Linked DNA regions of Homo sapiens: region 2 is linked to region 1. A link is a loop called in an ENCODE intact Hi-C map of the cell type or tissue named here. Cell type or tissue: mammary epithelial cell. All regions are shown on one strand. Links, peaks and the distances in the headings refer to the core of each region. The heading gives the core; the rest is flanking DNA.

Region 1 (11,034 bases), core at 1,099-9,098:
ATCTCACAAAAATAGTATTAAATGAGATGAAAGTTGCAAAATGTGAAAGTAAAAAACACACCAATCTTATAAAGCTTAAAAGGCATGCGAGTAGCATTCTCTCTTGCTTAAGGACATATTCCTATGTAGGAAAATATAAAGAAATGTATTAGAAGGATAGCCAGGCACGGTGGCTCACGCCTGTAATCCCAGCACTTTGGGAGGCCGAGGTGGGCGAATCACTTGAGTCTAGGAGTTCGAGACCAGTCTGGGCAACATGGTGAAACTCTTTCTCTACAAAAAATACAAAAATTAGCCGACCCTAGTGGTGTGCACCTGTAGTCTCAGCTACTTGGGAGGCTGAGATGGGAGGATCATTTGAGCCTAGGAGGCCAAGGCTGCAGTGAGCTGGGATGGAGCTACTGCACTCCAGCCTGGGCCATAGAGTGAGACGCAATCTCAAAAAAAAAAAGAAATGTATGAGAAAGATAAACAACAGTTTCAGGATAGTGCTTACCTTTATGCACTTTTGAAAACTGATGCAGGGCCAAAGTTAAGCACCTCCAGCTGTTACCCCATTAATGGTACAGGTTCAAAGGGGATGGAATTCCACATGCAGCACATACTGAACCAGCAGTGACCCACCCTCAACAGGTCCCCAAGAGCAAAGGCCATACAGGAGTCAGACCCACGTGCCTGATTTCCTGACCCAGTGTTCTGATTGCCTGAGCTAATTATCCACAAGCAGCTGTTCCCAGCAATAACAAGCCATAAGAAGTGGCTCGCTTTACTTCAGGTACCATTTGGATGTTAGTAGGGGAGGAAGATGAAGTATTGCGGTGAAAATATTGCCGGGTGTGGTGGCTCACACCTGTAATCCCAGCACTTTGGGAGGCCAAGGCAGGCAGATCACTTGAGCCCAGGAGTTCAAGACCAAAGTGCTGGGATTACAGGTGTGAGCCACCACGCCCGGCCTGGACTCCCTCTTTAAAAGGCAATGTCTTTCACATCACTCATAGATGCAAAAAAGCAAGATGAAGGACTCATTTCTCTTATTTTAAGGGGTATTTTGCAGGAACTGATATGAACATAACTCTGAGGACTAGGACAGGCCTTGGCAAAGTTAACAAGCCCACCTCACTTGAAGAAAATCAATTTCCTCTTTAGTACTCTTTGTGTCTTCTAGGTGGGGGCCATTCCCAACTTGTAGGTGCCCAGTGACCTCATACTTTTTCACTGGCTCTCAGGAGAAGGCCTCGCATGGAGGCCCATCGACCAGGTTCTGTGCTCATTTAAATTATAACACTTTAAACCAAGGAAATGAATCTCTAATTGTGGAATTTCAGATTTCAGCCAGATCAACAGATGAGATACTGGTGGGGGTGGGGAGATGGGGGTGGAGTCATGCACAGTTATTGCTGTGGACTTGTGTGTCCCTCCTGCCAAATTCATATTTTGAAGCCCTAACCCCCAGGGTAACCTGTCTCTCCCTCTCCCTCTCCCTCCCCGCTTCCCCCACCTCTCTCTGCCAACTGAGGACACAGTGAGAAGGCAGCTGTCTATAAACCCAGAAGAGGGAACTCACCAGAACCTGACCATGCCAGCATCTTGATCTTGGACTTCTCGGCCTCCAGAATTAAGAGAAATAAATTTCTGTTGTTTAGACCACTCAATCTATGGTATTTTGTTCTGGCAGCCCAAGTTGACTAAGAAAGTTACAGGGTAGTGTCAGAGGCATTTGAGCCAGAGTGACTCCATCTTGAATAGGGACTGGGTAAAATAAGGCTGAGACCTGTTGGGCTGCATTCACAGGAGGTTAGGCATTCTTAGTCACAGGATGAGACAGGAGGTCGGCACAAGATACAGGTCACAAAGACCCTGCTGATAAAACAGGATGCGGTAAAGAGGCCAGCCAAAATGCACCAAAAACCAAGATGACGACAAAAATGACCTCTGGTTGTCCTCACTGCTCATTATACGCTAATTATAATGCATTAGCATGCTAAAAACACTCCCACCAGCGCCATGACGGTTTACAAATGCCATGGCAACATCAGGAAGTTACCCTTTACAGTGTAAAAAGGGGAGGAACTCTCAGTTCCGGGAATTCCCTGCCCCATCCCAGAAAACTCACGAATAATCCACCTCTTGTTTAGCATATAATCAAGAAATAACTCTAAGTATTCTCAGTCGAGCAGCCCATGCCACTGCTCTGCCTACGGAGCAAACATTCTTTATTCCTTTACTTTCTTAATAAACTTGATTTCACTTTACTCTATGGACTTGCTCCTAATTCTTTCTTGTATGAGGTCCAAGAACCCTCTTTTGGGGTCTGGATCGGGACCTCTTTTAGTAACAGTAGCAGTCACCTAGCCATCCACCCTTATTGTTTTAATAGATGTTTTAACATTAAAGCTAGCCCTGTTGATACCACGTGTACTCTCAAAATACCAAATCCAAAGGACTAAGTGTCTAATTAGGACCCCCAAGATGCCCAAACAGAGAAACAGGAGTCTGGCCTGGGGGCAGCACAGCCTGGCAGAGGTATGCAAAACTGTGAGACATCCAGGACAGTGTGCCCAGTGAGGCCACCCTCCCAAACATCTCTGCCTGCTGTGGGTTCCAAAGATGAGACAAACCATAGAATGGGGAATTTCAAATACAAGGTCTTGAGGGGAAAAGGCTGGGTCCTATCACACGTCTGAACATATAGAGGGGCCCAGGCAGCCCTAAAATCCCCTAAAATGCACTAAGAGGCATAGATTGTGCCAAGGTTCAGATCCACTTCAGTCTGGGGAAGAAGGCAGGAGGAGGAGAAAGCTGAGGACATGGCTAAGAGGAGCAGTGACCATCGATGCAAAGCTTCGGAAACGGATGTAGGTAGGCCCTTGAAACTGAGTGTCAGGGGCTCTGTTCTGTAAAGGTCTGAGAAGGACTCCTCATCCCAAGAGGCTATGCAGAGAACCCACCACAGAGAAACTCAGTGAGGGAGGCCTGTGGAAGGGAGTTGGCTGCAGCCAGGATGTGGTTTGTAGGAGCCCCCGGGATGTGATCAAGCTTCTGAGGCAGAACTCAGAGATACACCCTCTGGGTACAGGTCAAAAAGACCTGAACTAGCTTGACTGGGGTGTCCAGAAAATCAACTCTGTTGACCAGATCCCAAAACAGCCCGGGAACAGAGAAGCATTCTCTCCATTATCAGGCTTATTTCCAGCCATCTGACTGTTTGGTGTCACGCAGACAAAATATCTAGATACTGGTGAGATGCCCCTCAGAAGAAACCCCATGGGGCTCCCCCTTTTTTTATAATAGGATTTTATTAAAATTAACAAAAGGAATTCCTGACTGTTGACCAGTTTTGCCTTAGTTGGGTTCCTTCAGAAGGTAACTCTGCTGGGTGTGGTGGCTCATGCCTGTAATCCCAACATTTTGGGAGACCAAGGTGGGTGGATCACTTGAGTGAGGCCAGGAGTTGAAGACCAGCCTGGTCAACATGGTGAAACCCCGTCTCTACTAAAAATACAAAAATTAGCTGGGGGTGGTGGCGGGTGCCTGTAGTCCCAGCTACTTGGGAGGCTGAGGGAGCAGAATCGCTTGAACCCGAGAGGTGGAGGTTGCAGTGAGCCAAGATCACACCACTGCACTCTCGTCTAGGTGATAGAGCGAGACTCTGTCTCAAAAAAAAAAAAAAAAAAAAAAAAAGTAACTCCAAGGCTGGGCGTGGTGGCTCATGCCTGTAATCCCAGCACATTAGGAGGCCGAAGTAGGCAGATTGCTTGAGGCCAGGAGTTCGAGACCAGCCTGGCCAACATAGTGAAACCCCGTCTCTACTAAAAATACAAAAATTATGTGTTTTGTATTTCTTCTTCCTTCTTTCTTTTTCTGCTGCTGCTGCTTCTTCGAGATGGAGTCTTCCCATATTGCCTAGGCTGGTCTTGAACTCCTGGGCTCAAGCAATCCTTCTGCCTCAGCCTGAGTGTTATTCTCTTTGACTCATCCATGAAAGTGGATCCAATGTGTCTATGTATATTTTTTAAATTAAACTTTTATTGTAGTACAAATTATACACAAGGCCATCAGCAGTAGAAAGGATAAACCATGGTAGTCATGCAGTGGAATATTATTTGGCAGTGACAATCATCCAACTATAATTAGTTGCTATTTAGGCCATGTTAAATAGGCCTTTGCAGGGACATGGATGAAGCTGGAAACCATCATTCTCAGCAAACTAACACAAGAACAGAAAACCAAACACCACATGTTCTCACTCATAAGTGGGAGTTGAACAATGAGAACACATGGACACAGGGAGGGGAACATCACACACGGGGGCCTGTAGGGGGATGGGCGGCTAGGGGAGGAAAAGCACTAGAAGAAATACCTAATGTAGGTGATGAGTTGATGGGTGCAGCAAACCACCACGGCACGTGTATACCTATGTAACAAACCTGCACGTTCTGCACATGTACCCCAGAACTTAAAGTATAATAAAAAAAATTTTTTTAAATACAAAAATTAGCTGAAATACCCCGTCTCTACTAAAAATACAAAAATTAGCATGGTGGCGTGCACCTGTAATTCCAGCTACTGGGTTGGGAGAATCACTTGAACCTGGGAGGCGGAGGTTGCAGTGAGCCAAGATCGCACCACTGCACTCCAGTCTAAGCGACAGAGCGAGACTCTGTCTCAAAAAAAAAAAAAAAAAAAAAAAGAAGAAGAAGAAGAAGGTAACTCTTTGGCACATATTCGAGATAAGTAGTTTATCTGGGCTGTGACCCCAGGAAACACAGATAGAATGGACACGTGAGTTGGGGCAGGAAGGCAGCCAATAGATGGCGTTATCAAGCCAGTCACCACTGGGGGCAATGGGAGTTTAGTCCTTCTGGGGAATTCTGGGAGCCAGTGTAGAACACCGGTCTGAATTATCCCACTTGAGGGTATGGATCCACTGACTTGCATCAGGCATTGGTTGAAGGCTGCTCCTGGGGTGGGGTGGGAGCTGTTAATTCCCTGGCACTTCCAACCTGCAGCATGGATGTGTAAAGAGGGCCCCCACAGAGAAATGTGCAGCTCGTGGCTGGAAGGTGACTGGTGTGTACTATAATGGTGGGGCCAGGGATGTTGAAACAGACACCTAGTTGCTCTGGAATGAATGAGGAAGTGTGCGATAGTGAAGCCAGGAGAAAAAAGAGTGGCTTAATGCCTGCCCCACCCCACTCCTTTCTCCATGTCAGTATCTGGGATAGTGTGTGTTTGTGTGTGTGTGTGTGTGTGTTTCGGTTTGGCGTGTGTTTGAGGTTAGTGGTTTTTCTTCAGGTGTTATGAGATATTTGAGGAGAGTCCAGGTGAGGGAGATTTGAAAGAAGTTGCTATTCCAGGTTAAAAAAAGAGCACTGCGGCTGGGTGCAGTGGCTCACGCCTGTAATCCCAGCACTTTGGGAGGCCGAGGTGGGCAGATCGCTTGAGGCCAGGAGTTCGAGACCAGCCTGGGCAACATGGTGAAACCCCGTCTCTACTAAAAATACAAAAATTAGCTGGGCGGTGGTGGCGGGCACCTACAATCCCAGCTACTCGGGAGGCTGAGGCATGAGAATCACTTGAACCCGGGAGGTGGAGGTTGCAGTGAGCCGAGATCATGCCACTGCACTCCAGCCTGGGTGACAGAGTGAGACTCTGTCTCAAAAAAAAAAGAAGAGCCCTGGGCTTTGTCTGCTGCTTTAATGCAGGCTACACACAACCTGGTTCTGCCGGCAGTGCTGAGAGGACAAGCCCAGAGGGGTACTTGGGAGAGCTGTTTATCATCCATCAGTGGGCAACGGGCAAATGCTCCATATAATCCCCAGGAACATGGAGGCAGCTATGTTCTAAAGCTTCGCTACTCAAAGTGCAGCTCCCCCGCCCCAACAGCAGCATCACCTCACCTAGGAGCTGCAATGCAGAAATCTCTGGCCAGTCCCAAACCTGCTGAATCCGCATATGCATTTTAACAAGATCCCCAGGCAATCGTTTTGCATGTTGGCATTTGAAAGGCACTGCTGTGCATGACACTATCTGCTAATCGTTTTCCCTGCCTAAAAATTTGTCTCCCACCAAAATCAAATGGAATGTATTTGCTTCATTTCAGACAATATTTGCTCTATCCAGTTGGTCAAATGACCAGATTAGCTGAGAGGAGACAGAGAAAAATACTACTGTCAACCAATACACCACAAAATAAAGCATAATTTAGTTTTTTAACCCTCCTTCTTTCTTCCTTTCTTTGTCCTTTTTACTTTTCCTTGGCAAGACTAGGAATCAGTGCTGAATAAGCCTGTACCATTCTAAAGCTATTCGGGTGGTAAACCTTTACCTCTATATCTGCAAAACACATTCAGCAGTTCCAGGAGTTTTGTTTTTTGTTTTTTTTTTTTTTTTCATTTCAAAAGAAATACAGCTGGGGGTGGGGATGGTGGGGGCAGGCAGGAAAAGAAAAAGCAAGCTAAAATTCTTAAGATATTTTAAAATGATGATATGATATAGGTAGTTGGTAAAGGAAAAAATCAGCATAGAAACCAATTATTAGAAAAAAATTAAAGTATAGGCTGGGCGCGGTGGCTCACGTCTGTAATCCCAGCACTTTGGGAGGCTGAGGCGGGCGGATCACAAAGTCAGGAGATCGAGACCATCCTGGCTAACACGGTGAAACCCAGTCTCTACTAAAAATACAAAAAATTAGCCAGGTGTGGTGGCACGCACCTGTAGTCCCAGCTACTCAGGAGGCTGAGGTAGGAGAATCGCTCCGGGAGGTGACACAAGGTTGCAGTGAGCCGAGATCGCGCCACTGCACTCCAGCACTCCAGCCTGGGTGACAGTGAGACTCCGTCTCAAAAAAAAAAAAAAAAAGAAAAAAGAAAATTAAAGTGTAAAAACAACTAATGCTAGAACTTAATAAAAAAAGTTACAGAAAGCCAGGTGCGGTGGCTCATGCCTGTAATCCCAGCAGTTTAGGAAGCTGAGGCGGGCAGGTTGCTTGAGGAGTTCAAGAAAAAAAAAAAGTTACAGAAAGAAAGTCTCATCATTGTCTATGGATACAGATGTGTGAGTTATGTCCAAAGGTGGCTACTAATCCTAATTGCATTCAGAGGAGAAAATAATTGACAGTAACCATAAAAACTATTAATAATCTATTTAAAGCATTCTTTTAGGTATTTACCTGGTAGTAATGCACATATATGTTCACTACAAGATAGGCAAGAGAATCACCCACAGCACCACTCATAAAAGCCAAAACTGCTGGAAACCAAACAAAGGCCATCAGCAGTAGAAAGGATAAACCATGGTAATCATGCAACGGAATATTATTCGGCAGTGACAATCACCCAACTATAACCACATGCAACGATATGGAGGAAATTCACAAACAATACTGAGCAGAAGTCAGGTAGCCTGTCTGGTACCACATATAGGAAATTTAAGAACAGGCACAATATGTGGCATTTGAGGGAGAACAGTAGTCACCCTTGGGGGGCAGTGAGTGAAAGGAGGCAAGAGGAGGGCTTCTAAAGGCTGCTTGTGTGGGATTCTTGATCTGGGGGCTGGTGACAGGGATATGCACAGTTTGTGAAAATTCATTGAGCTGTACATTTGTAATGTGTATAATTTGTACTTCAATAAAAGTTTAATTTAAAAAATATATGTAGACACATTGGATCCACTTTTATGGATAAGTCAAAGAGAGTAACACTCAGGCTGAGGCAGAAGGATCACTTGAGCCCAGGAGTTCAAGACCAGCCTGGGCAATATAGGGAGACCCCATCTCAAAAAAGAAGAAGAAGAAGAAAGAAGAAGGAAGAAGAAGAACGCTCTAAATATGTCCATGAAATACTACTTGACACACTTGCCTGCTTTCATAAGGATGGCTGCTTGAAATGATGAATCGTGATGAACAGGTGATCAATATCACAAGCTGAGTAATGGCGCCCAGCTCTTGACTCATGTATGAACTGTGAATACAATAAGCATTTGGCCCAGTTTAAAAAAAAATCCTACTGGGTCAAGGGTGATGGTTTCTCCAAATACCCCAAAAACATGTGGTATATTTCTGTCAAAAAGCGAATCATCTGCTGACAAAATCATTAGTCGTGTTCATTGGTACAGATTTTTTCCTGGAAGCTTTAAAATCCACTACAAGAGCTTTCCCAAAAATCACACCAATCTTCAAATAATACCTCAAAGGGAAACCACTTCAGTATACATCTTCCCAATCTTCCTCACTCTCTCCCCACATATTCAAGTCATGAATTTTAGACCAGTACAAAGTACTAAACATTTTTTGGTGCCCTTTTCTCAGATTTCAATAACACACACGGCTTATCACTTGTGTTATACCAGAGCTAACGTTGAAATGGGCACAGGAAATGATACTATTAACAAAGGCAGAGAAGAATGCCACTTCCTTTGCTATCCCCTTCTTCCCACCTAAAAATCCACGTGATCCTCCCAAATGAAGTGTTTCAAAAATTTACACGACAGAATCCCAAGATAAAACATGTCGATTTTGTGGAATCTGAGAACCAGTCTTGTAGTTAGGAGGGCCAGGAAAGTCCCACACTGAAAAATGTGACACTAATGATCCCTGGAATTCTATCACTGTTTTTTTCTTGGTAAAATGTAATTCCCCTTTGTCTAGAAACCCTAATAATCAGGATCCTAACACAGAAATATGAATCTCTTTATCAGATGATTGTCTTCACTGGAAACTTCTAGACTAGCCCCAGACACAAGAATGTACTCTTGGGGAAAGACAACAAGAGGACATTTAGTGAGTATCTTCCATGTGCTGAGAATCATGCATGAAGGATTAAATGTATCATTTATTCATCAAATATTTATTAAACACCAAAATTGAATACTACATGCCAAATACTATTCTAGGCACTGGGGGTAAAGATGTGGACCCTGCTCACATTCTAGTGTGAGGAGGGTGGAAGGAGGAGAAGAGAACAATAAATGTACAAATCAACAAGGAAATTAACAGATAATAAATACAGCATTGAGAATTAGAGTAAGGTGAGATGATATAGAAGGTAACCTGGTGGCTATTTTGGATCAGGTCATCAAAGAGGAGATATTTAAACTGAGATCTGAATGATGAGGAACCAGCAATAAGAAGATAAAGGAGGGACCAGGCGCGGTGGCTCATGCCTGTAATCCCAGCACTTTGGGAGGCTGAGGCGGGTGGATCCCTTGAGGCCAGGAGTTTGAGACCAGCCTGGCCAACATGGCAAAACCCCATCTTCTCTACTAAAAATACAAAAATTAGCCGGGTGTGGTTGCATGCACCTATAATCCCAGCTACTCAGGAGGCTGAGGCACAAGAATCACTTGAACCCGGGAGACAGGGGTCGCAGTGAGCCAAGATTGCGCCACTGCACTCCAACCTAGGTGACAGGGAGAGACTCTATCTCAAAAAAAAACAAAAAACAAACAAAAAAAAAAAACAAAAAAACAGAAGATAAAGTAGAGGACAGAAAGAACATTCCAGGCAGAACAGTTAGTATAAAAGACTAAAATGAGGTTAATGTGCTGGAAGAATCAATAAAGAAGCACAGTCAGCAAGAGAGATAGAAGAGGGGCAGGGACTAGAACATGGCAGACTTCCATAGTCCAGTAGGGAATGACACAATCCAACTAATGCTTTTAAGAAGATACTCTAGCTGCCATGTGGATATTGGATTCTAGGAGGCCACTACAATCATCCAAGAAAGAGACGGAGAAGGATGGAAGTATAGTGGAATAGTAGGAGTAGAGAGAAGTGGGAAGACTTGGGATACGGTTTAGAAGCCAAATTGACAAGATTTGTTGATGGGTTGGATGTGGGGCATGAAACTAGTAGGTGTGGAGCCTGAACGATGGAGTGAATGGTGATGTCATGGACTGAGATGGATTTCACAGGGAGAGAATCAGGTTTTGCATGAGGGTGACAGGGAATCAGGATTTTGCTTTGGAAAATATTGAGTTTGAGATGCCTCTTAGAGATTCATGCAAATTATTAAGTCTTAAGTGTAGGAAAGGTCACAACTGGAGATACTGGCATCTAGATGGAATGGAAAGCCATAGGAATGAATGGGCTCATCCCAGGAGAGTAGGTAGAAAGAGAAGAACAGTTCCCAGTGCCTTGGAGGGACATCAACCTTCATAGGTAGAAGAGAGGATGAGGAGACTTAGAATGAGCTACCAGAAAGATAGGAAAACCAAGAGAGCGTAGGATACTGGAGGCCACAACAAGAAAGTGGTCAAAGAAGGAGGGAATGACTGTCAAATGCTGCCGCCAAGTAAAACATGGTAAGTAAAGAAGTGATGGCTGTATTTGCCAATGTGGATATACTGAGGACTGACAATGTGGTGTGATAAAATATGAGCATCCTTTTAAGAAGATCTTCTGAGAAGGAGTGACTAGAAATGGGGGTGGGGAATGAGTGGAGGAGAATATGGAATTGATGAAGATATTAGACATTAGAGCAGGATTGTAAGCTGATGGGAATGATCTAGAACAGGGAGAGAGGAGTTCATTAGGCAGAAAAGAGAGAAGGAAACAATGCATAATTAAGTCCTTTACAATTTGTGCACTAAAATAATTAAGTATAGTAATGAATTGCAGACCTATTTTGAAAATATGAATTATTTGATACCAAAAATAAATAGATGAATCAATCAATAAATAGGGGAGAAGGAAGGGCTCTGGACCAAATGTGGAGGGAATACTAGAGTCGAAAATTATTATTTTCAACCATATTAAAGAATAGATCATACAAAAATCATCACTGGATGCTAAATCTAAAGGGAATTATTATTATTATTATTATTATTTTCAGACAGGGTCTTGCTCTGTCACCCAGGCTGGAGTGCAGTGGTCCGATAATGGTTCATTGCAACCTCGATCTCCTGGGTTCAAGTGATCCTAATACCTCAGCCTCCCAAGTAGCTGGGGCCACTGGCACATACCACCATGCCTGGCTAATTTTTTAATTTTCTTTGTAGAGACGGGGTCTTACTATGTTGCCCAGGCTGGTCTGG
Region 2 (11,034 bases), core at 1,606-9,605, 120 kb after region 1:
ATTTCTATACCAGCACCATGCTGTTTTGGTGACAATGGCCTTATAGTATAGTTTGAAATCGGGTAGTGTGATGCCTCCAGATTTGTTCTTTTTGCTATGCGGGCTCTTTTTAGGTTCCATATGAATTATAGAATTGCTTTTTGTAATTCTGTGAAGAATGATGGTGGTATTCTGATGGAAATTGTGTTGAATTTGTAGATTGCTTTTGGCAGTATGGTCATTTTCACAATATTGATTCTACCCATCCATAAGCATGGGAGGGCGAGACAAGACCGCTTGAAAATTTGCCCAAGGCTATCTGCCTCCCAGCTTTGAGAGAAAAGGGCTTTAATTCTTCCCCCACCTGTGAAGTCTGCACTCTGGATTTGTGTCCTCCCCCAAGTTCTGGCCAGGAGGCTTCTCACCCCATTTAAATTGTTACAAAGTTCAGCTGGAGAATTCCTTCTCCCTGTGGAGTTTAACCACCTGCTCCTCTGGCCACCCTCCCAATGGATTCCTGTGGTACCAGGCAGGAATGGGCTGCCTGGGGACCCAGCGAGCTCCCAGGGCTATTCTGCTGCTTCCTCTACCCTTGTATTTCGCTCCGCTCTCTAACTTGACTCAGCCCCAGGTAAAGTAGGAAACTTCTCCCACAAACAGACCTTCTGCTTCTCCAGTGCGGGGGTGTGTTCGGCAGAGGAGGGTCTCCCTTTCCCACTTCCGCAGTTGGGGCACTCATAGTTTTGGGGGGTCTCCCGGGTCCTGCAGGAGCAGTTCACTTCATTCAAAGGGTCTGTGGGTCCTCCGGGGACCCACAGAACTGCTGCTTCGTTCTTGCAGTCAATCTGGAGCTAAAATTCACAGTGCAAGCCTCCACACGCTGCTCTATCTGGAGCTGCAATCTAGTCCTGCCTCCCATCCACCATGATCCCCTGAATCAGTTGTTTATATTTTTAACTACTGATCTATGGTTACATTCTTAATATGGTTCATTCTTGTCACTTTTCTTTCTTTGAATTAATCTTGTTATATGTTTGCCTATTTTGGATTTTTTAAGAACTAAATTTTGGCTTTGTCAACATTCCTTTGTCAACAGAAAAACATTCTGTTTTTCATTTCCTTATTTTGGTTATTATATTTATAATTTCTTCCTTTTACCTTCTTCGGGTTATCCTGTTCTTTTCTCACTACTGAAGTTGGATACTTAGCTCCTTATTTTACAAATGAATTCTACTAAATAATAAAGGAACTAACAATTCTAATCACATACAAAGTATTCTAGATTATAGAAATAGAGGGAACACTTGCCAACTCATTTTGAGGTTAGCATAACCTCGATACTAAAACTTGACAGAGAGGATATGAGAGAACATGGCAAAGGAAAATTACAAGCCTAGTTTTCTCAGAAATATGTAGATGCAAAAATCCTAGACAAAATCTAGCAATATACAAAAATGACAAAAATGACCACGATGACTTTTCCTCAGCAGTTTAGGGTTTAATTGATTAGAAAATCAATTAATACAATTCTTCATAGTACCAAAATAAATAAGAAAGGGCACATGGTAATTTCTATAGATGCAGAAAAACATTTTTTGAGGACATTATCCATTAATTATAAAAATTCTTAGCAAGTTAAGAAGGAAATTTCCTTTGCTGGATATAGAGTATCTACAAAACTATACAGCAAATATCATAATTAATATTGAAACATTAAATGTATTCCCCCCTTAAAATCAGGAACAACAAAAAGTGGCAGCTATAACCACTTCTTTTCTTTTTTGTTTTGAGACAGGGTCTCACTCTGTGGCCCAGGCTCGAGTGCAGTGGTGCAATCACAGCTCACTGCAGCCTTGGCCTTCCGGCTCAAGTGATCCTCTCACCTCAGCCTCCCGAGTGGCTGGGACTGCAGGTGTGTGCCGCCACTTGGCTAATTTTTAAATTTTGTGTAGAGATGGGGTCTTGCTATATTGTCCAGGCTGAGCCACTTCTTTTCAACACAGGACTGCATATTCTAACCAGTACAGTAAGAAAAGAGAGAGAAACAAAAGGTATAAGGATTAAAAAGAAACAAAAATGTATTGGTCACAGACGACATTATGGTATGCATAGAAAGCTAAAAAAAAAAAACTAGAATTAATAAGAGAATTTAGTAGTTTTGCTGTAGCAAAAAAAAAATCAACCTACAAAAAGCAATTGCATTTATTTATTTATTCATTCATTTATTGAGATGGAGTCTCACTCTGGCACCCAGGTGGAGTGCAGTGGCGTGATCTCGGCCCACTGAAACCTTCACCTCCTGGGTTCAGGCAGTTCTCCTGCCTCAGCCTCCCAAGTAGCTGGGACTACAGGCATGTGCCATCACGCCCCACTAATTTTTTTTTTTTGTATTTTTAGTAAGACGGGGTTTCACCATGTTGGCCAGGCTGGTTTTGAACTCCTGATCTCAAGTGATCTGCCTGCCTCTGCCTCCCAAAGTGCTGGGATTACAGGTGTGAGCCACTGTGCCTGGCCAGCAATTGCATTTATATACAATAACAATCAACAGAGAACGTAAAACAATTATAGCTTCTAAAAGTATAGCATACCATAAAATAAACATGACAAAAGATATGTCAGAATTTTGATGAGAAAGTAAAAAATTCTGCATTGTAAATAAGCATGGAAAGTCTAAATAATTGAGAAGAAATAGCATGTTTATGAAAGAGTAAATTCAATACTATGAACATGTTGATATATAGTTTGATACAGTTCCAACGAAAACCTCAAAAGGTATTTTTTGTAAAACTTGAAAAGCTGACTAAAATATTTGTTGAGGATTAGAGAAGCAGGAATAGTCAAGATACACCTAATAAAAGAAAACTAAGAGGAGGAACTCATTTTCCCATTATCAATAACTATTTGAAACCTATAGTAATGAAGACAGTGTGATATACAGCAATGGAAAAAGAAATCTCTGTGGAGAAACAAATCTCCCAGAAAACAAATTTATGTGGAGGAAGAACCACTCCAAAGACCTTTTCACCTGCCCAGTACTGTCACAGGAGTAAGAAATACATTTCCATTGTGTTTCCGCCATTTTATATTTTTGAATCTCTTTTTTAAAGCATTAGCCTCTTCTAGTACAACTTCTATTGCTTTAGCAGTCATCCTATAAATTTTGATATGCAAATAGTAACATCAATATTTAAATTAAGACCTCTACCTGTTAAAAACACAAGAACTTTAGAGAATTTCAACTTTAATCACCATCTGCCTGACTTACTTACTACTGCTATTGGATGTCATTGTTCTATTTTTTTAACCCTAAGATCTTTTTGCTTTTGAACTCAATGTTTTAGATTACGCACATATTTACTACTTTATTTGCTCATTTTCTCTTTTTACATCTTGAACCTTCCATCTGAGATCACACCTTTTCTGTCCACAGTACATTCTGTACAAGTTCTTTTATGAGGAAGTCTGTTGGTGCCAAATTCTCAGTATAGTAAGTCCTCACTTAATGTCATTGGGAGGTTCTTGGAAACAGAGACTTTAATCAAAATGACATACAGCAGGTCCTTGAATAATGTTGTTTTGTTCAATGTCATTTTGTTATAACATTGATGATTGATGAGAAAAGAAAATTGGTTTCATTACATGTCATTTCACTTAAAGTTGCAGTTTTTTTGTTGTTGTTGTTGTTTTGCTTTTGTTTTTTGAGACAGAGTCTCGCTCTGTCACCCAGGCTGGAGTGCAGTGGGGCGATCTCGGCTCACTGCAAACTCCACCTCCCAGGTTCAAGCAATTCTTCTGCCTCAGCCTCCCGAGTAGCTGGGACTACAGGTGTGCATCACCATACCTGGCTAATTTTTGTATTTTTAGTAGAGACGGGGTTTCATTATATTGGCCAGGCTTGTCTCGAACTCCTGACCTCATGATCCACCCGTCTCGGCCTCCCAAAGTGCTGGGATTACAGGCGTGAGCCACTGTGCCCGGCCTAAAGTTGCAGTTTCTAAGAACCTATTGACAGTGTGAAGTGAGGACTTGCTGTATTTGGAAATATCTTTATTTTGCCTGCAGCCCTGTTTTAGGGGGTGCGGGAGAGTTCAAGTGGCCACAGTTTTAAAAATTCACAGGAAATCAAATGCAACAAAATTAGGATAGTGAGACCTTGATGAATACATCCTCCCGGAACAAAGTCCCCACAAGCAAAGAGTGAAGTGGAGGCTTGACAGAGAGTTATTGTCCTTCACCTCTGCACAAGGCATGCATCAGGCGGGGAGGGGACACGACATTACCCCTCAGATCCCTCCACAACGAGCCGGGGGCCTAATGTAGCTGAGAGCAAGATTGCACTGCGCTGAATCAGGGGACTGGCTCATCCGGGAGTGGCCAAGAACTGTGGATGCCGTGGGTGTGGGCAGACCCCACCGTGCTTCACCTGGAAGTGAAGTGGAGTTTCCTACCAAGCCCTCCATGTAAGGCTCCAGCGTTGCATGACTTCTGCTTCTCGAATTCACCTGCTCAGGGGCCAGACTTCCATGCGCTTACTCAGTGCAGACAAGAGCAAAGTGGGTGAAGTCTGGGGATGTGAGACATTCTTTTCTATCTCCTGAAACTGGCTTCTTGCCTTGTCATCTTATGCTGCTGCTGCCACCTAGCTTTAACCAGATATCACCCAAAGACAATGTCTTGTTGGCTTGAAAGCTGCTACAGTGGCGAGAGGCGGCAGGAACACCAAGACCACAGACGACAGTACAAAGCCTACTTTCTCGAACCCTTTCAGCCTGACTCCCTCCATTTTAAAGAAATATGTATAATCATTCCCATGCCAGGACCAAGTCACTGGCAGGGTTCTTAACAGCAAAGTGGAGAAAAGGGAGGCCTAAGCAGATTGAACCTATTCCAAAAGAATGTCTTCATCCATCTGAGGCCTATGAGTTCTCAATGAAGGTTGTGAGGTTTACCAAAAGCTGTGAGATTTGTTTTGCTTCATTAAAAGATTGTTTTCCAGGTGGAGGTGAGCTCAAGTATCACCTGGGACAAGTGTCAAATTATAGATTCTGTCAACTTTAGCATAAATACTGAATTCTTACGTCTGGGGCAGCGTTAGCCAATAGAAATATCATACAAGCCACATATGTGATTTTAAATGTTCTAGTCATCACGTTTATAAAAAAGAGAAATAGGTGATATTCATTTTAATATTCGATATTATTTAAATAACATATTTATTTAATTTTAATTGTGTATATATATATATATATATATATATTTTTTTTTTTGAGGCAGGGGCTTGCTCTGTCACCCAAGCTGGAGGGCAGTAGTGTGATCACGGCTCACTGCAGCCTTGACCTCCTGGGCTCAAGCGATCCTCCCAGCTCAGCCTCCCAAGTAGCTGGGACTACAGGCGTGCGCCACCACATCAGGCTAATTTTTTAAATTTTTGTAAAGACGAGGTCTCACTATGTTGCCCAGGCTGGTCTCAAACTCCTGGGCTCAAGCAGTCTTCTTGCCTTGGCTTCCAAAGTGCCGAGACTACAGGCATGAGCCACTGTGCCCAGCCTTAATATTAGATTTTATTTAAATAGATTCCAATAGATTTGATTTTAATTGATTGTGTTAATCTTAATGATATATTTATTATTTACAATTAAGATAATATATTTTCTTTGTATATCCAAAACATTATCATTCCAACACATGAGCAATACAAAACTTTTATTAATGAGATGTCTTTAAATTATTTGTGTATTTATACTTATGGCACATCTCAGTTTGAACTAGCCACACTTGCAGTACTTACTGGGCACGTATGGCTGTGGTTGCTTTTTGGATAGTGCCACTCTAGGGAAAGACCCTAGAAACCTGTAAGTGTAAAAGCATCCCAGGTGATTCTTATCAAGTAAGTCTGGCAAGTGCTTTAAGGAATGGACTCTAAACAATGAGCTTTTGTGCCATTTTGATGGCCTCACGGATACGTATGTAACACTGGAGTGAAAGGGGCCTGACAGGTCACAGTTCCTCCCTTTTACAGATGAGAAAACAGAAGGAACTGATTTGCCAAGGTTACGTGTCTGCTGGAACTAGAATCCAAGTCGACAGGTGCTTCATTTTTTATTTTTTCCACTGCATTTGTATGTGTTCTTCAGACTGTCTGAATAATGGGAAAAAGCTATCAGAGTGACATTTTCCCAATCTGGTGAACCTACCCCCGTCTCAATCCACGCTTGATTTTGAGGTAATAAAATAGTGAAAACTAAAAACTGCTACTGACTGGGTGCCTGCTGTGTTCCAGGCACTGTACTGTGTGCTACTTACATACTATATGCGAACTTTCACAATGAACCTGTAAATATTATGCCCATTTTGAGGATGAGAAGAGTAAGGACATGTTCAAGTTTGCAAATGGGTCAGTGGCAGGGAGAGAGTTTGAACCGGGGTCTAGTGCCTAGACCACATCCTTCTGCCTATGCGTGCTGCTAAGGCATGGGCTGGAGATTCTGAGATGGCACCAAAGGTGGTATAAAGCTCATCCCCTGGCATATGGCCCAGTCACCACTGCCATGGCCCTTCCCGAGGCTTGGGAGCATTTCTCTAGCACAGCCCACCTCTTTGGAAGGGTTGCTGGTCCCCTTCAACCCTCTGCTATGGGGCATGCCCTTTCAGTTCTCCGAGCCATCATAGCAAGGATGGAAAAAGTCCTCTACCCTAACCACATCTCCATCCTTAGCTCTAGGGCCTGAAGCTCTGGCAGTGGAATTCTCAGGCTCTCAGTTCAAATCGCAGCAGGGGAATCTTCCTCACACACAAATCTGCCATTAATTGGATCTGGAAAGTGCCACAGATGGGGGAAAATGATGAGGTAGCCACGCCTTTGTATTTGGTTTGGCAAACATCTAGGAGACCAAGTGTTCGGGGTTGGTATATTTTAGAACCTAGTCCATCAGTTTGGAATCGAGCTTACACCATCTACACAGAACATAAAGAAATGTGTGTGCGTTGGGGTGGGGGTGGTTGGAGAAAGTCTTAAAATTGACACACTGTGTTCAGAATAAGCAAAGTTCTTCTTTCACTCCAAAGAAGGACAGGGAGCTTAGAACAAAAGCAAGTTTTCTCTGGTCTACTCAGACCCCAGTATTTTCTAATTAAATCAAGCCAGGTGAAAATCTGCAACAAGCGATGGTTAAGTTAGCCTTACAGGAGAAAGGAAGTAAGAACAGCCGGCAGAGAGGTGGGTACCAAAAGTGGGAGCAACCAAAGCTTTGCCTTTGGGACCCTGTGAAGGGGCCACAGGGATAGCTTCAAGGACAGACCAGTGGGAGCGGCATCACTCCACTTGTTAGACATGCAGATTCTTGGACCACACCCCAGACCTAGCGATTCAGAAACTTAGGTTGCGGTCTCGCAATATGTGGTTTAAACAGAACTTCCAGGTGATTGTGATGCGTGCTCAGGTGCCAGACTCATTGCTTTTGGACGATACAGTAGTTCTCAAAGAGTGGTATATTAGGCTCGCACAGTGGGGGCTTTTTTGGAAAAAAAAAAAAAAAAAAGTCTGCCTGGGCCCATCTTGGAGACATTGTGATTTAATTGGTCTAGAGCAGGGCCTGGACACGTGAACATTTGAAAAGCTCCCCAGGAGATTCTAATGTGCAGCCAGAGTTGAGAACCACTGCTTTAGGGAATGGGGTCCCGGATCCTGGGCCCGGCCCTACCCTCACCGGCGGAGTGACCTTGGACCCTTCACAGGTCTGCCTCCAGTTCTTTTCTCTCTCAAAAGGCATTGGGAAGTGAGTTGTTGTCAACGACCTCCAGGGCATCTCCCAGCTTTAGCAGGCTTGGGGGCACCAGCCAGTGGTGACTCTAAAGCTTCCTCCTAAGCCCCTGGCTATTGCTTGTAACTGGGGACTAGTGCCCGTAAAGGGTGGGGTTCGAGACAACCCCCTACTCAGCATCTGGGAATAAAAGGGCTGACTGCTGAAAACTGACATCCCCAAGGAGTTGATGTGATCCATTGAGCTTGCAGAGATGACCTTCTGGAAAGCCCTTGGTATGTTATCATCCCGAATAATGAATTAGCAGGAAAAATTTCTCCTTATTCTCGTAAAGCTGTTGACAGGCCACTTACGAAACGTTTCCAAAAAAGAAAAAAAAAAAAGTCTTACTATTGCAGAGGAAGGCTTGCCTTGCTGCTCAGACTGTGGTTCATGGATGGGCAGTGTCAGCATTACCCGGCTTGCTAGCAATGCAGAATCTCAGGCTCCATCCTTGATCTATGAATCAACATCTGCATTTTTTTTAAATTATACTTTAAGTTCTGGGATACATGTGCAGAATGTGCAGGTTTGTTACATACGTATATACATGCCATGGTGGTTTGCTGCACCCATCAACCCGTCATCTACATTGGGTATTTCTCCTAATGCTATCCCTCCCCTAGCCCCCAGCGCCCCTCCCCATCGACAGGCCCCAGTGTGTGATGTGTCCATGTGTTCTCATTGTTTGACTCCCACTTATGCGTGAGAACATGGGGTGTTTGGTTTTCTGTTCCTGTGTTAGTTTGCTGAGAACGATGGTTTCCAGCTTCATCCATATCCCTGCAAAGAACATGAACTCATCCTTTTTTATGGCTGCATAGTATTCCATGGTGTATATGTGCCACATTTTCTTTATCCAGTGTATCATTGATGGGCATTTGGGTTGGTTCCAAGCTTTGCTATTGTGAATAGTGCTTCAATAAACATACATGTGCCTGTGTCTTTATAGTAGAATGATTTATAATCCTTTGGGTATATACCTAGTAATGGGATTGCTGGGTCAAATGGTATTTCTAGTTCTAGATCCTTGAGGAATTGCCACACTGTCTTCCACAATGATTGAACTAATTCACACTCCCACCAATAGTGTAGAAGCATTTCTGTTTCTCCACATCCTCTCCAGCACCTGTTGTTTCCTGACTTTTTAATGATTGCCATTCTAACTGGTGTGAGATGGCATCTCATTGTGGTTTTGATTTGCATTTCTCTAATGACCAGTGATGATGAGCTTTTTTTCATATGTTTATTGGCCGCATAAATGTCCTCTTTTGAGAAGTATCTGTTCATATCCTTTGCCCACTTTTTGATGGGGTTGTTTTTTTTCTTGTAAATTTAAGTTCCTTGTAGATTCTGAATATTAGCCCTTTGTCAGATGGATAGATTGGAAAAATTTTCTCCTATTCTGTAGGTTGCCTGTTCACTCTGATGATAGTTTCTTTTGCTATGCAGAAGCTCTTTAGTTTAATTAGATCCCATTTGTCTGTTTTGGCTTTCGTTGCCATTGCTTTTGGTGTTTTAGACATGAAGTCTTTGTCCATGCCTATGTCCTGAATGGTATTGCCTAGGTTTTCTCCTAGGGTTTTTATGGTTTTAGGTATTACATGTAAGTCTTTGATCCATCTTGAGTTAATTTTTGTATAAGGTGTAAGGAAGGGGTCCAGTTTCAGCTTTCTACATATGGCTAGGCAGTTTTCCCAGCACCATTTATTAAATAGGGAATCCTTTCCCCATTGCTTGTTTTTGTCAGGTTTATCAAAGATCAGATGGTTGTAGATGTGTGGCGTTATTTCTGAGGCCTCTGTTCTGTTCCATTGGTCTATATATCTGTTTTGGTGCCAATACCATGCTGTTTTGGTTACTGTAGCCTTGTAGCATAGTTTGAAGTCAGGTAGCGTGATGCCTCCAGCTTTGTTCTCTCAATAAACTAGGCATTGATGGAACATATCTCAAAATAATAAGAGCTATTTATGACAAACCCACAGCCAATATCATACTGAATGGCCAAAAACTGGAAGCATTCCCTTTGAAAACCACCAAAAGACAAGGATGCCCTCTCTCACCACTCCTGTTCAACATAGTATTGGAAGTTCTGGCTAGGGCAACTAGGCAAGAGAAAGAAATAAAGGGTATTCAAATAGGAAGAGAGGAAGTCAAATTGTCTCTGTTTGCAGATGACGTGATTGTATATTTAGAAAACCCCATCATCTCAGCCCAAAATCTCCTTAAGCTGATAAGCAACTTCAGCAAAGTCTCAGGATACAAAATCAATGTGCAAAAATCACAAGCATTCCTATACACCAATAATAGACAAACAGAGAGCCAAATCATGAGTGAACTCCCATTCACAATTGCTACAAAGAGAATAAAATACCTAGGAATACAACTTACAAGGGATGTGAAGAACCTCTTCAAGGAGAACTACAAACCACTGCTCAAGGAAATAAGAGAGGACACAAACAAATGGAAAAACATTCCATGCCCATGGATAGGAAGAATGAATATCATGAAAATGGCCATACTGCCCAAAGTGATTTGTAGATTCAATGCTATCCCCATCCAGCTACCATTGACTTTCTTCACAGTATTAGAAAAAACTACTTTAAATTTCATGTGGAACCAAAAAAGAGTCCGTATAGCCAAGACAATCCTAAGCAAAAACATCTGCATTTTATCAGGCCCCCTGGGCAATCATATGTACATTACAGTTTGAGAAGTGCTACTTCGAGCATGTAGCTATGAGACTTTTTAGATGGGGGCCTGTTATGGACTGAATTATGTCCCACACTAAAATTGATATGTTGAAGCCTTAACCTCCAATACCTCAGAATGTGACTGTACTTGCAGACCGGGCCTTTACAGAGGTGAGTAAGGCTAAATGAGGTCTTTAGGGTGGGCCCTAATCCAATTTGACTGGGATCCTAATAAGAAGAAGAGGCAATGGGCATGTGCCTTGTGAGGGCACGGTGAGAAGACGGGCCTCTGCAAGCCCAGGAGAGAGGCCTCAGGAGAAACCAGCCCTGTGACATCTTGATCTTGGACGTCCAGTCTCCAGAACTGTGAGAAAATAAGCTTCTGCTGTTTAAGCCACCCAGTCTGTGGTATTTTGCTATGGCAGCCCTAGCAGACTAATATAGGGCCTCTGCTAGGATTTAAGCTCCATGAGATTTTATTCACTGATGTATATCCCCAGTATCTGGTACATAGTAGGCACGTGATGAATATTTGTTGAGTAAAAAAAAATGTTGATCCCCAC

What was found. Hi-C counts contacts between places; a loop is a spot of excess contacts. Peaks named below come from ENCODE experiments on the same cell type or tissue, not always from the same donor. Only the 100,000 strongest peaks of a DNase experiment are listed, where the experiment ranks them.
Region 2: it touches region 1 in a loop (11-fold over the local background); 2 of 110 quality-filtered maps call a loop at or near these places.

The regions. Positions count from the first base shown.
Region 1 is chrX:19,101,261-19,112,294 of GRCh38, forward strand. All of the region lies in intron 1 of ADGRG2 (adhesion G protein-coupled receptor G2), which reads right to left. Among named protein-coding and RNA genes, the nearest start is that of ADGRG2, 16 kb to the right of the region's middle. RefSeq lists an enhancer at 5,733-6,362. In mammary epithelial cell, for the core only: no CTCF peak of the experiment used is centred there; a DNase peak (open chromatin) is centred at 5,221.
Region 2 is chrX:19,221,502-19,232,535 of GRCh38, forward strand. No RefSeq gene overlaps it. Among named protein-coding and RNA genes, the nearest start is that of ADGRG2, 100 kb to the left of the region's middle. In mammary epithelial cell, for the core only: a CTCF peak has its summit at 4,619; no DNase peak of the experiment used is centred there.